Regions from separate parts of the Homo sapiens genome. Here region 2 is linked to region 1. The links are chromatin contacts, found by Hi-C or POLR2A ChIA-PET in ENCODE. All regions are on one chromosome and are shown on one strand. The core of a region is the stretch at or near the end of the contact, and the rest is flanking DNA. Distances in the headings are between cores, read along the strand shown. Region 1 overlaps TNS3 (tensin 3). Region 2 has its middle 42 kb from the start of LINC00525.

Region 1 (6,173 bases), core at 2,622-5,121:
CCAGCATTGGAAGCCGAGGTGGGTGGATTGCCTGAGGTCAGGAGTTCGAGAGCAGCCTGGCCAACATGGTGAAGCCCTGTCTCTACTAAAAATACAAAAATTAGCCAGGTGTGTTGGTGGGTGCTTATAATCCTAGCTACTCGGGAGGCTGAAGCAGGACAATCGCTTGAACCCAGGAGGCAGAGGTTGCAGTGAGCCGAGATCGTGCCACTCCATTCCAGCCTGGGTGGCAGAGTGAGACTCTGTCTCAAAAAAAAAAAAAAAAAAAAATCGAATTCCCACCAGAGTTGGGCTCTCATTGATTACAAGCTTGTCTCGAAATTAACCTTCCTGTCAGGTGGGGGCTCCCAGATCCTCAGCTGTGGAGAGGAACATCAAACCAGCTGGGATCCCACCCCACCTGGGGAGGATCCCATGTCTCCCTGGGACGTCGTGGACTTCAAGGAAGTTTTGTTGCAGAGGGAATGGGGCCTGTGTCTTTCACTCTTCCCTCCTCCCTGTGCTCCCCCTCTGCATGCCCCACATGGGTGAGTGCAGAGGAGGCTGCTGGCTTTCTGGTGAGTGTGCTTACTCCTGCCCGGGTGGTGGCCATGGTGTTGATGTGACAGCCAAGGGAGCAGCTCCAGGGATGGCTGCTCTGGAAATGTGCTTTGGCAGTGGCCTTGGGGAATCTCCAGTGGCCCTTTCAGTCCCAGCAGTCCACAGCCTCCCCTCCTTCTGCCAGGGCCCCCAGCCTCCTGCTGTCTTCTCTGCCTTCTTTAGGTGGATGTGCTTGGCTCTTCCCTTGTTCTGCTCCCAGATGTGCAGAAAGACTCTTTGAAGCTCAGGTCTTCCTTCTGATCAGGGCTGTCCTCCTGAGCAAGAAGCCGCAGTTCACAGTGGAAAGCATGGTTCTCATAGAGATACTAGAGCGAGCATCATCACATGTTCTAGAGTTGTCCGCTGGTCTTGGCAAATGGCGCGTGGTGGGGTGGGGCGCTGTGGGATGGGATGAGGCTTTAGGGTAGGGTCTTTAGGGTGAAGCCTAGGGTGTGCTAGGATAGCGCACTGCAGGATGGCGCCCTGCAGGAGGGCACAGCGGGACTGAGAACTGTAGGGTCACTGCAGGACCATGTGCCATAGGGCCACTGTGAAAAGCAGGTTTGCCCTAGTGTGCCATGCGTGGATTGCTAACTCCAAGGTGAGGTCGGGACATGAGCGCACAGTCCTGGAAAGAGGAGGGAGATGAGGCCTAGGCGAGTGGAGGACCTTTCCTGAGGCTGCAGGTGCCAAGCGGTGGACCCTTAACTTGGACCCAGACTGCCTGATGTGGAGCCTGTGTGCTTTGCCATAAGGCTAGGCTACTTTCTCCCAAAAGAGGTGTTTTTGCCTTCCTGCCGCTTAGTCTGCTCTCGCCCACTGCTGTGACACACTAGGAAGTGCTCTGTCCTGGGCAACAGAGCAAGACTCCATCTCAAAAACAAACAAACAAACAAACAAACAAACAAACAAACAAACATATGTGGAACCAGAATGACCCTCCAGGCAGTGCATCTAATTTTTTATCTGAGGAATGCCTCTCCTCACTTTTCACTCACTGACTCAGGGAGTCCAGGACTGGGATGACCTCCAAGTGTTTGATCCACAGCTGTCATTTTACCGGAAGAGAAAGGGAGTTTAGTGACCTCATTGACCTCATTGAGCCCATGGGGCCAGTTTGTCACGTGGCCAGGATGAGCTCCAGGACCTGTAGAAGGAAAATGCTTCTAAAGAGCAGTCTGGCCGGGCACGGAAGCTCATGCCTGTGATCCCAGCACTCTGGGAGACCGAGGCCAGTGGATTGCTTGAGCGTCAGAGCAGCCTGGACAACATGGCGAGACCCCCATCTCTACAAAAAAAAAACAAAAATTAGCCGTATTTGGTGGTACATGCATGTAGTCCCAGCTACTTGAGAGGATGAGGTGGGAGGATGATCTGAGCCCGAGAAGTCACTGAGAGGCTGCAGTCAGCCGTGATCATGCCACTGCACTCCAGCCTGGGCGACAGTGAGACTCAAAAAAAAAAAAAAAAAAAAAAAAAGGCAGCCTGGAACAGGGCGGTCTTTGCAGGCTTACCTTTTGCAGGTTTAACCTTAACCACAGATTCTACCTGGGCCTCCCTTTTCTCTTTCTCTTATTTGGGTGTTGAAGGCTGTGATAAGAGCATGCCAACAGGGACACAGGTGAGGGAGGCATGGGCTGGGCAGAGGCTGGGTGGGAGGCTTTGCTGTCTGGGTTTTTTCACCCTGGAAAACAAGAGAACAAAAGAAGCAACTTGTGTTTCTATCTCATGGAAACTCTAATCACTAAGGGCTTGGATTTGATTGACATTGGCGATAGGGTCCACAAGGAAACCACAGCTTGGGAAGGCTTCTGAGGACGTGAGCAGGCAGCTCTCTTTTCAAAACACCTAGAGAGTGGAACCTTGCCTCTATTAAAAATACAAAAAAATTAGCTGGGCATGGTAGCAGGCACCTGTAGTCCCAGCTACTTGGGAGGCTGAGGCAGGAGAATGGCATGAACCTGGGAGGTGGAGCTTGCAGTGAGCTGAGATCGTGCCACTGCACTCCAGCCTGTGCAACAGCAAGACTCTATCTCAAAACAAAACAAAACAAAAGAAAAAAACACCTAGAGAGTGAGTTTGCAACACAGATTTGCAGGACTGGTGCCTACAAGTAGAGAGAGTTTTTTAAACCTTATATGAGGTTAGGATTTCGGGTTTCTCAGGAGCCAGGTTTAATATAACCTATAGCAAGTTAGTTTCTCAGTCATCCTTCAGTCATGAAATGCATTATGGTGCACACACAGGGTTTAGATTTGTGCAACCCAAGTGTAGGTGTATTGTTTACTTTCAAATAAAGACTTACAGTGACATTGTATCCCTGAGTCTCCTCTTGACAAGCACAGTATTTCAGAAACTCTTGGCGGCAGTTCCAGTTCAGTATGGGGCCTGGTTCTCATTTTAGTCCAAGTCAAAGCAGCTGAGGGGGTTCTACCCCAGTGTGTCAGGGGGACCTGTCATAGGCATGTCCTCTACTTGGTTCCAGATTTAACCCCTGAATGATTCAGGGGGATTTTAGTCACATGAGATCTCAGACGCTGACTTGGAAGTGATGGAAGGGCCATAGTTTCTCTGCCCTTTTTGGCACGGGGCTAGAACAGCTCCCCCAAGCAAGAGTCTTTTATCCTCACTGATGTTCATGTGATTCAGGGGCAGCCTGTGCAGGAGAGGGTGTGGACCACCTGAAAGCCAGGAGATGGAAGGAGAACAGAGTTTTGGTGTCAGAAGGTGCTACTGCAGCTTAACTGTGGGATTCCAACACGTCCGCCCACCAAATCCTCATTTCCTCATCACCATCCCTATGTTACCAACCTGTAACATGTAACATAGGGGTGGTGATGTCTGCTTACTGGGGTTTCTGCTGGGCTCCGTGCAATGCTCTTCAGGGTTGTGCTATGGAAGCTGCTGAGCACCACATGCCTTGGAGGTGGCCAGACCTGTGTTTGCACATCTGGAGGCATGAGGTGGACAGATGCGGGTCTGGGGCTGGGGATTTGAGTGGGTGTCAAGCTGTCTGTGTTTTTGGAGGGTGGCCCTGAGCTGTGCTGGGTTTCTCGCCTCGATTTTAAGTGGATGTAGACTTACATAGAAAATTGGGTATGTTGGGGGACGGGCTGAATTCCTCCTTCCTGCCCCTCTTCCCAATACAGAGGTTAAGGAAGGGGTGTCTCTGGGCAATGCTGGGACACTTTACAGGAACCCTGCATTTCCGAACACTTCATGTAAGCAACTTTGTGCAATTCAACACTTTCTGACTTTTCACCAGCTCAGGTGCTGGGGCCTCCCTGTGGTGATAGCACAGATTACAGTTTCCTCCATTGGCCTTGACCTTAGAAATTATATAACTATTGGTTTAAAAGGTTTTTTTTGTTTGTTTTTTTGGCAGTGGTTGCAATTTGTATGGTTTCGGGGTTTGAACATTGGAGTTACTGTATCGAGGCCTATAATGCTGAATTGGATTCAGAGACTATTGGATTGAGAAGATCCCGTGGGTCTGTCTGACCTGCCCTTCTCACTCTGCAGCTGAGGAAATGGGCCCTGGGTTCCGTCAGGGACAGCAGAGTCCTCATGCCTTCTGGGACCCTTCCCTCCTTCCCTCCTGCCGTCAGGGCCCCGCCTGAGGGACGGTGACACTCCTACCCCATCACGTTGGTGCCGGCAGTGAGCAGTCACGTATTTGTGTGGTTGTCATCTTGGAATGATGTGTCATGTGAGAGTTAAATAGTTTTGCCCCATGAGTTATATAATGCTGTTTATATGTTAAGTTGCGTGCCAGTCTTTCACGGTCAAATGATAAGCGTGACATAGGGTCTGAAGCGACAGCCCACTTGTAGGAACTGGGCCAGTGTACTCCAGCATGGCATTGCAATGGGAGTCACTGTATTTTGGATGCGTGGTCTGGTGAAGATGTGGGACACATATAGTCAGATCCTGGTGGGTTCATGTAAGACCCAGGACCATGGTCGATCAAACTCCTTGCTGTTCTCCCCTGAGATGTTGGCTTATTGAATACTTTTTTGAATTAAATGGGACCCTGGTTAAGCTGAGTTTCCCCATAATGAGATTGGCTCTATTAGGATTGCATCTGAGCTGCTTGAATTTGAGTGTTACATGTACAGATTGTATGAATTAACCTAAACGGGTTTTTGATGTATCATTTCCTTACCTTTTCGGAGACTTCATTTTAGTGCATTCAGTTTACTCTGGGATTGTATTCTAAATACTTTTTTTTTGTTGTTTATTTGTTTGGGACAGAGTCTTGCTCTGTTGCCCAGGCTGGAGTGCAGTGGCACGATCTTGGCTCACTGCAACCTCCTCCTCCCAGGTTCAAGTGATTCTTGTGCCTCAGCCTCCCGAGTAGCTAGGATTACAGGTGTGCGCCACCACGCAGGCTAATTTTTGTATTTTTAGTAGAGACGTGGTTTCACCATGTTGGCCAGGGTGGTCTTGAACTCCTGGCTTCAAGTGATCTGCCCGCCTCGGCCTCTCAAAGTGCTGGGATTACAGGTGTGAGCCACTGTGCCCGGCCGTATTCTAAATACTTTTTATACACACTGACAAGTTGTCCTCTGAAATCTTGCATCTGTTTATATTTCATCAAAACTTTAAAAAATGTTTTCAAGATTTTTATTTTTGCTGCTCTACTAGGCAAAAGAGTAGTCTTCTGTTTTGTAGCTGTCTAGTCTGAGCTGTGAAAGGCTTTGGGTTAGGGCTTTGAGAAGATCAGAGGAACATGTTTGGAGCCTCCTGCAGCTTTGTGGGCATAGGGGATGAGCAGGGGGTGCAGCTCAGATGTCAGGGGTGGGCGGGGTCTGGAGACCACGGGACTTCACTTGACCAGGTCTGCCCAGCACGGGCAGTGGCCATGCGGTGCCAGGCTGGATTCCAAGCCATTGACAGAATTACCTCAGTGAATCCCTGGACAGCTCCATGAGACTGGCCCTGTCTGTTACTATTCTCACTTCAAAAGGCAGGAGACAAAGAAGTGGAGTGGCCAAGGGGCTTTCCCGGGAAAAACAATGAGGAGGTGGACCCAGGGCTGAGCTCACCGGCACCTTGGTGTAGAACTGAAGAGCACGCCCCTAGATCCTGCCCCTGTCTTGGGAGGCTGAGACGATGATCTCTGTGGTTTTGGAATTGGCGCTAGGCTTTGCATTGGTATGATTTCAGGAAAACATCTGTATTGTTGGTCTCCGAAATATACATAGAATTTGTTTTCTGTTCATTTCTTGCCTAAGGAGTCCAGGTGAGCTGCACCTGCCTGAGTGGGATCCCAGGTGTGATCGGGGGTGTTGATGCCTCTGATGGTGGTGTCTGTGGGCCTGCTTTGATCGGGGAGCAGGAGGAGTGCCGGAGGCTCTGTGTCCCCCCAACTCGGGGGTCTCTGGGCTCCTGTGTGCAGCATTACCTGGCTTGGGGCAGAAAGAGACTTTGAGGGAGCCCTGTAGTGGGTGTCTGGGTTTCCCCATTCACCTCTGCCATCTGACAAGATCGCTTCCCTCTTTGAGTCCCAATTTCCTCACTTCTGAAATATTGAAGAGCCTTCTTACTCACACAGTTGCTGGGCATTTTTCCTGAAATAGTAGATCTCTGTC
Region 2 (6,173 bases), core at 1,172-3,671, 280 kb before region 1:
TGGAGATAGGGTTTCAAAGAAGTAATTAAAGTAAAATGGGATGATTAGAGTAGGCCCTCATCCAATATGACCTGTGTCCTTATAAGAAGAGGAGATTAGGACAGAGACACACAGAGGGAGGACCATGTGGGGACGCAGGGGGAGGACCGTCATCTGGAAGCCCAGGAGAGAGGCTTCAGGGGATTCCAGCCTGACAACATCTTGATCTTTGATTTCCAGCCTTTAGGGCTGTGAGAGAGAAATGTCTGTTGTTTAAGCCACCCAGTCTGTGCTATTTTATTACAGCAGCCTGAGGTAACCGAGACATGAGGGTCAACCTTATTAACGCTTTGAAACTGAGGAAACCGAGGCTGTGAAAAGACTGAACTGGGATGGTTCCCAGATGTGTCTGGCTCCTCAGCGTCTCCTCTTCCCACCACACCACAACCACGGGAAGAGGGCACAGCACCCTTTTTCCCTGTCCCAGGTAGAAAGTCCAGAAGATAGTGAGCAGGTCTTAGGCCAAGAGGAGGTACTCAGAGCCGAGCTGAAGCCCCTCGGCAGAACTGTGTGGAGCCAAAGGAGAGTGAGGACAGCATGGCCGGAGGAGCCCAGCACACAGGCCTCCAGAGGGGGACAGGCCAACGTGAGGACAGACGCTGCTCATGGAGACTGGCCCACAGCCTGGGTGAAGGGTATCAGGGGCACAGAGTGATTCACCAAGAGCTGGAGGTAACTGGAGGGGCTGGGGAAGCACAGGTTTGGGGAACCAAGTCCAGAGAAAGAGAAAAAGCGCTAGTCTCAACAGGGAGAGAAAGTGTCCCAGGTGTGTAAGGAATGTGACAGCCTCTGTCAGCGAAGTCTGGGGTTGCTGAGCACTGGACTTGTCTGATCTGACATCAGAGTCAAAGCACCAGATGTGCTCCCCAGGAGGTTCTTCCCCCGCAGAAGCACAGACTCCCTACAGACGAAGACCCCCTCGGGCTGGCCAACTTGCGGCCGAGACCTTCCCAGGAGACTCTGACCAGTGGCCAGGGAAAAGGAGAGTTGGGGAGCAAGCAGCCCCATCACAGCCTTTCTGGAAGCAGTACCCCGTGAGAAGGGGCTCGGGGGGACACCTGTCGGCCAGGTAGAGAAGCGCAACAGGGCCATCCTGTTCTGCCCCTTGCTTCCTGCCTCCATGAAGGCCCAAAAACCCATATCTGTGTGTAAATAGGTCATGGGGTGGGGGTGGAACTGCCACTTACTCAGCACTGTCCTATGCCAGGACTGAGCATTCATTCATTCATCATCTCAATCAACACTGAGAGCCTCCTCCATGCCAGTCACTGGGAATACAGTGGGAAGCAAAAACAGGGCCCTGGCCCTACTGAGTTGGGATTCAGTGCTGCACACTTTCACACGAGTCAGAGACATTTCATCCTCACATCATCTCTGTAGAGTGGGCAGCATTAACTCGAAATTAGTAAAGAGATTCAGAGCGTTGGGCACCTTATCCATAGACACAGCATGGTGCAGGCCCCGAGGGTTCTCAACTAAAGGCCGTTTTGCCCACAAAGGGACATTTGGCAATGTGGAAGACATTTTTGGTGTCATAAGTGGATGGTGCCACTGGCATCTGGTGGGTAGAGGCCAAGGATGCTGCTAAACATCCTACGATTCCCAGGACAGGCTCCGTAGCAAAGATTTCTCCAGCTCCAAAGGTCAACAGCACTGAGATGAGGAGACACAGCTGCAGACCTCACTGGAGCTCACTCACCTCCAGTTCTGCTCACGGAGGCCCAGGATCTCCACACCCCAAGACCCTCGCAGGGGGATTGGCTTGTGGCTGCTCTGGATAAAAGGCATGAGAGGAAGTGCGTGTGTCACTTCTGGGCAGAAGTGTAAACATGCGGGTGACAGACCTCCATGGACGTTCCCCCACCATGAAGGTGAAGGTCGCTTTCTCTGGAGCTGGCCAAGCTTGGAGACAGGAGCAGCCTGCAGGGCTCGATTTCTGTACAAGGGACAGCTGCCCTGTGAAGTCACGGGCCCACAGAAGATTTTGCATATGTGAGAAATAAACAAGGACAATGTGAAACCACTGAGATTTAGTAGATGTTTCGTTACCACGGCAGAGCCCAGTCTAACCTGACAAATACACACGCTGGTGAGGACTCATGCCAACATTCAAGGCCAAGCTTCAGCCTCAGCCTCCTCACCTGCCAAAGGCATGTTGTGAGGGTCCAGTGAGATAAAGCATGTGGAGCACTCAGGATGGGAAGACAAGCCTCAAAGCCCAGGCCCTGGGCATGCTGCAGGCAGGTGGCCAGTGTCCTGGCCATCATCACCATCTGCATGCGGGGGAAGAAAGAGAGTGTGAGCTCACAGACAAGAAGGAGGCCAGGTTGTGAGACGGCCAGGCTGGGCCCTGGAGGCGTGGGAAGAAAGCAGCTTCCCCAGCCCTGCGCTGGCCCTGAGCCCTGAGTGCACGTGAAGAATGAGGTCAATCAGCCAGCATCTTCATCTTCCTGCAATGCTGCATGAATGAAAGAAATGAATTTCAAATGACTTGGACCAGTATCTAATTATTATGATTTATTAACACCAAGTACATAAAGCAGCCCCTGGACATGACATTCCCCATTCCCCCCGTGAGTCTGGGAGCCTGGCGAGCCTCCTGCTGCACCCTGAGCAATTCTTTTCATTATCAGCATTATTATTATTTATAGCAGCCCAGCCACCAGGAAGCAGGGCAATCACCAATCTCCATAAAGTTCGCAGCAAGTTCAAGGATCGGCCAGGAGGCCTTGAGGGCAGCTATGAAAATCAGAAAACAGCTTGGCAGCTGGGGAAAGGGGACCCCAGTGGCCTGAACGTCTCCAGAAGTTTTGGCCTGTCTGATCTAAGAGGCTCACTGACAGAAAGGTGAGCTGGTACAACTTCTGCACCTTCTCTTTCTTAAAAAAAAAATGTGGTAAAATACACTTAACATAAAATTTACCATTTTAACCATTGTAAGCGTACAATACAGTTCAGTGATATCTAAACACATTCACGTTATTGTGCAATCATCACCACGCTTCATCTCCAGAATGTTTTCGTTGTGCAAAATTGAAAGTCTGTCCCCATTCGACACAAACTCTCCATTCTGCGTCCCTCTAGCCCCTGGCAGCCACCACGCTACTTTCTGTCTCTATGAATTTGACCACTCTACATCTGTCACATGAATTTAGCTATTCTAGGTCCCTATTCTGGGTTCCTTAAATATCATGCAGTATCTGTCCTTTTGTGCCTGGCTATTTCCTATTTCCTGTAGCAGAATGTCCTCAAAGTTCATCCGTGTCATAGCATGTGACAGAATTCCCTTTCTTTTCAAAGGTGAATAACACTCCATTGTATGCATATACTACATTTTGCTTATCTATTCATCTGCTGGAGGACATTTGGGCTGTTTCTCCTTTGGCTACTGTGGATAATGCTGCCATGAACACAGGTATGCAAGTATCTGCTTGAGTCCCTGATTTCAATTCTTTTGCATGTATATCCAGCATGGACTCACAAGATCATATGGTAATTCTAGTTTTCATATTTTGAGAAGCTTCCATACTGTTTTCCACAGTGGACACACTATTTCATGTTCCCTGCCCCCCAACACAAGGGCTCCAATCTCTCACCACTTCTACGCCTTACTATTAGGACCTTTCGGTGATCACTATGACTGCTGGAATTCGCCATTATGGAGTACTTAACAGTGTACCCAGAACTTCCACATTCTCTCCAACTCCAAAGGTTGAGGGCGATGCTAAGCTCGTAGGAGCTTTGGAATACAATCATAGTAACACTTTCTCAGATTCAAGAAGCCGCATGTGTTCTCTAAACTTCATTCTGAATGGAGGTTGGTCAACAATGCTACATGAAGACAACATGTAATGCTTAATCACAGAGGAAGATGTGCAAATGTAAATGCTGTCATACTTGTCTATATAATAAACAGAAACCATACTCTCATCAGACACATTTCTTTGCTCAGCATATTACCTTCTCCTTCTCCCTCTGGGTTGGAAGTCACTGGCAGGATTTGAAGAGACGAATCCTGAAGAGATGTAAGGTATCTTGGTTAACTGGTGGGTTTTGGAAGCAGTGCAATCCAGCCCTGTGCCCCTAGGTGAGGCACCTTTTCCCTCAGAGATGGTTCGTCATGTGTAAATTGCGGCTGGTGACAGGATTTAATAGTCACAATAGTCGTCACTTACCAGGTGCTCCCTGGGTTTCAGGCACTTATTTTTAAAATTGAGAAAATTCACGTGTAATAAAATTTACCATTGTAAAGTGTACAATTCAGTGGCTTTTTAAAGCGTGTTTATAAACCATCATCATGATTTAATTCCAGAACATTTTCATCACCCTAGAAGAAACCCTGTACCCATTAGCAGTAATCCTGCACCCAATTCATCACCTACCCCCACCTCCTGGCAATGACAAATTAACCTACTTTCTGTCATTATGAATTTTCTTATTCTGGACACTTAATATAAATTGAATCATATTAAACATGGTCTTTTGGATCTGGCTTCATTCACCTAACATAAAGTTCTCAAGGTTTACCCACCTTGCAGCACGTGTCAATACTCCATTCCTCTTTACGGCTGAATAATATTTTATTGCACCTATATGCCACATTTTGTTGATCCAGTCATCTGCTGATGGACATGTGAGCTGTTTCCACCTTTTGGCTATTATGAATAATGCTACTAAAAACTCTCATATGCAAATTATTGTGTAAACATTTTGTTTGTTTGGTTTTTGTTTTTTGGTTTTTTGAGGCAGAGTCTTGCTCTGTCACCCAGGCTGGAGTGCAGTGGCGTGATCTCGGCTCACCACAAGCTCCACCTCCCGGGTTCACACCATTCTCCTGCCTCAGCCTCCTGAGTAGCTGGGACTACAGGCGCTCGCCACCACGCCCGGCTAATTTTTTTGTATTTTTAGTAGAGACGGGGTTTCACCTTGTTAGCCAGGATGGTCTCGATCTCCTGACCCCGTGATCCGCCCGCCTCAGCCTCCCAAAGTGCTGGGATTACAGGCATGAGCCACCACGCCCGGTCTGTGTGAACATGTTTTTAATTCACTTGGGTATATAACCTAGGGGCAGAGTTGTTAGGCTGTAGGGTAATTATATGCTTAACTTCCAGACTGTTTCCACAGTGGTTATACAATTTTACATTCCCACCAGCCTTGTAGGAGTGCTCCAATTTCTCTTCTTCCTCACTGACACTTATTGTTGTCTGTCATTCTGATTACAGCCATCCTGTGAATGTGAAATGGTATTTCATTGTGGTACTGATTTAATTCTCTTAAAGACTAGGGATGTTGAGTATCTTTTCGTGTGTTTAGTGGCCATTTGTGTATCTTATTTGGAGGCATGTCTATTCAGTTTGTATATTTTTAATTAGGTTATTCGTCCTTTTATTGTTGAGTTGTATGAGTTCTTTTTATATTCTGAATACTGAAATTATCTATTATTCTTTGGTTGTTTGTGCTTTTGGTGTCATATCTGAGAAACCACTGTTAAATCCAAGGTCAGGAAGATTCAGTCCTATGTTTTGTTGTAAGAGATTTATAGCTTTAGCTCTTACGTGTAGGTCATTGATCCATTTTTGAGTAGATTTTTGTATATGGTGTGAGGTTTGAGTCTAGCTTCACTGTTTTGCATGTGGATTTCAGTTGTCCTAGAGCCATTTGTTGAGAAAAAAAGAGTTGTCTTTGTGCTCTAATTTAAAATCAACTTCCCATAGATATACAGATTTATTTCTGGCCCAGACACTGTTCTAATTGCTTTTGCCTTGTAGAGTAATTGTGATGATTAAATAAAGGGAGAGAAAATATTTTGCCCACTTCAATACTTATCCCCTACACATATGACAAACTGTGAATAGTTGCAAGGATTTTTTTCACTTTTACAAAGCTTGATATTTGTTTTGTTTTGTTTTGTTTTTGTTTTTTAATATGGAGTCTCGCCCTGTCGCCCAGGCTGGAGTGCAATGGAGCAATCTCCTCTCACTGCAATCTCCGCCTCTTGGGTTCAAGCGATTCTCCTGCCTCAGCCTCCCGAGTAGCTGGGATTACAGGTGCACGCCACCATGCCTGGCTAATTTTTGGTATCTTTAGTAGAGACCGGGTCTCACCATGTTAACCAGGCTGGTCTCAAACTCCTG

The links. A loop is a pair of places that touch in the nucleus more often than their neighbours do. ChIA-PET counts read pairs that join two places held with the same protein, here RNA polymerase II (POLR2A). Pooled maps may share reads with other maps.
Region 2: a loop to region 1 is called in a pooled map, with 2.3 times the contacts of the local background. The contact joins two enhancer-like sites. A Hi-C loop is called at or near these places in 1 of 168 maps with a recorded cell type or tissue (HepG2), 1 of 37 single-sample maps with no recorded cell type and 2 of 50 pooled maps. POLR2A ChIA-PET finds 5 or more read pairs at or near these places in 1 of 52 experiments (Panc1).

What each region holds. Positions count from the first base shown.
Region 1 is chr7:47,442,574-47,448,746 of GRCh38, reverse strand. All of the region lies in intron 4 of TNS3 (tensin 3), which reads left to right. Among named protein-coding and RNA genes, the nearest start is that of SNORD151, 19 kb to the left of the region's middle. RefSeq lists an enhancer at 897-1,397. Within about 2 kb of position 3,871, at least 2 of the 41 ENCODE cell types and tissues checked have a DNase peak (open chromatin) inside an H3K27ac peak, as active enhancers do.
Region 2 is chr7:47,716,744-47,722,916 of GRCh38, reverse strand. No RefSeq gene overlaps it. Among named protein-coding and RNA genes, the nearest start is that of LINC00525, 42 kb to the left of the region's middle. Within about 2 kb of position 2,421, at least 3 of the 41 ENCODE cell types and tissues checked have a DNase peak (open chromatin) inside an H3K27ac peak, as active enhancers do.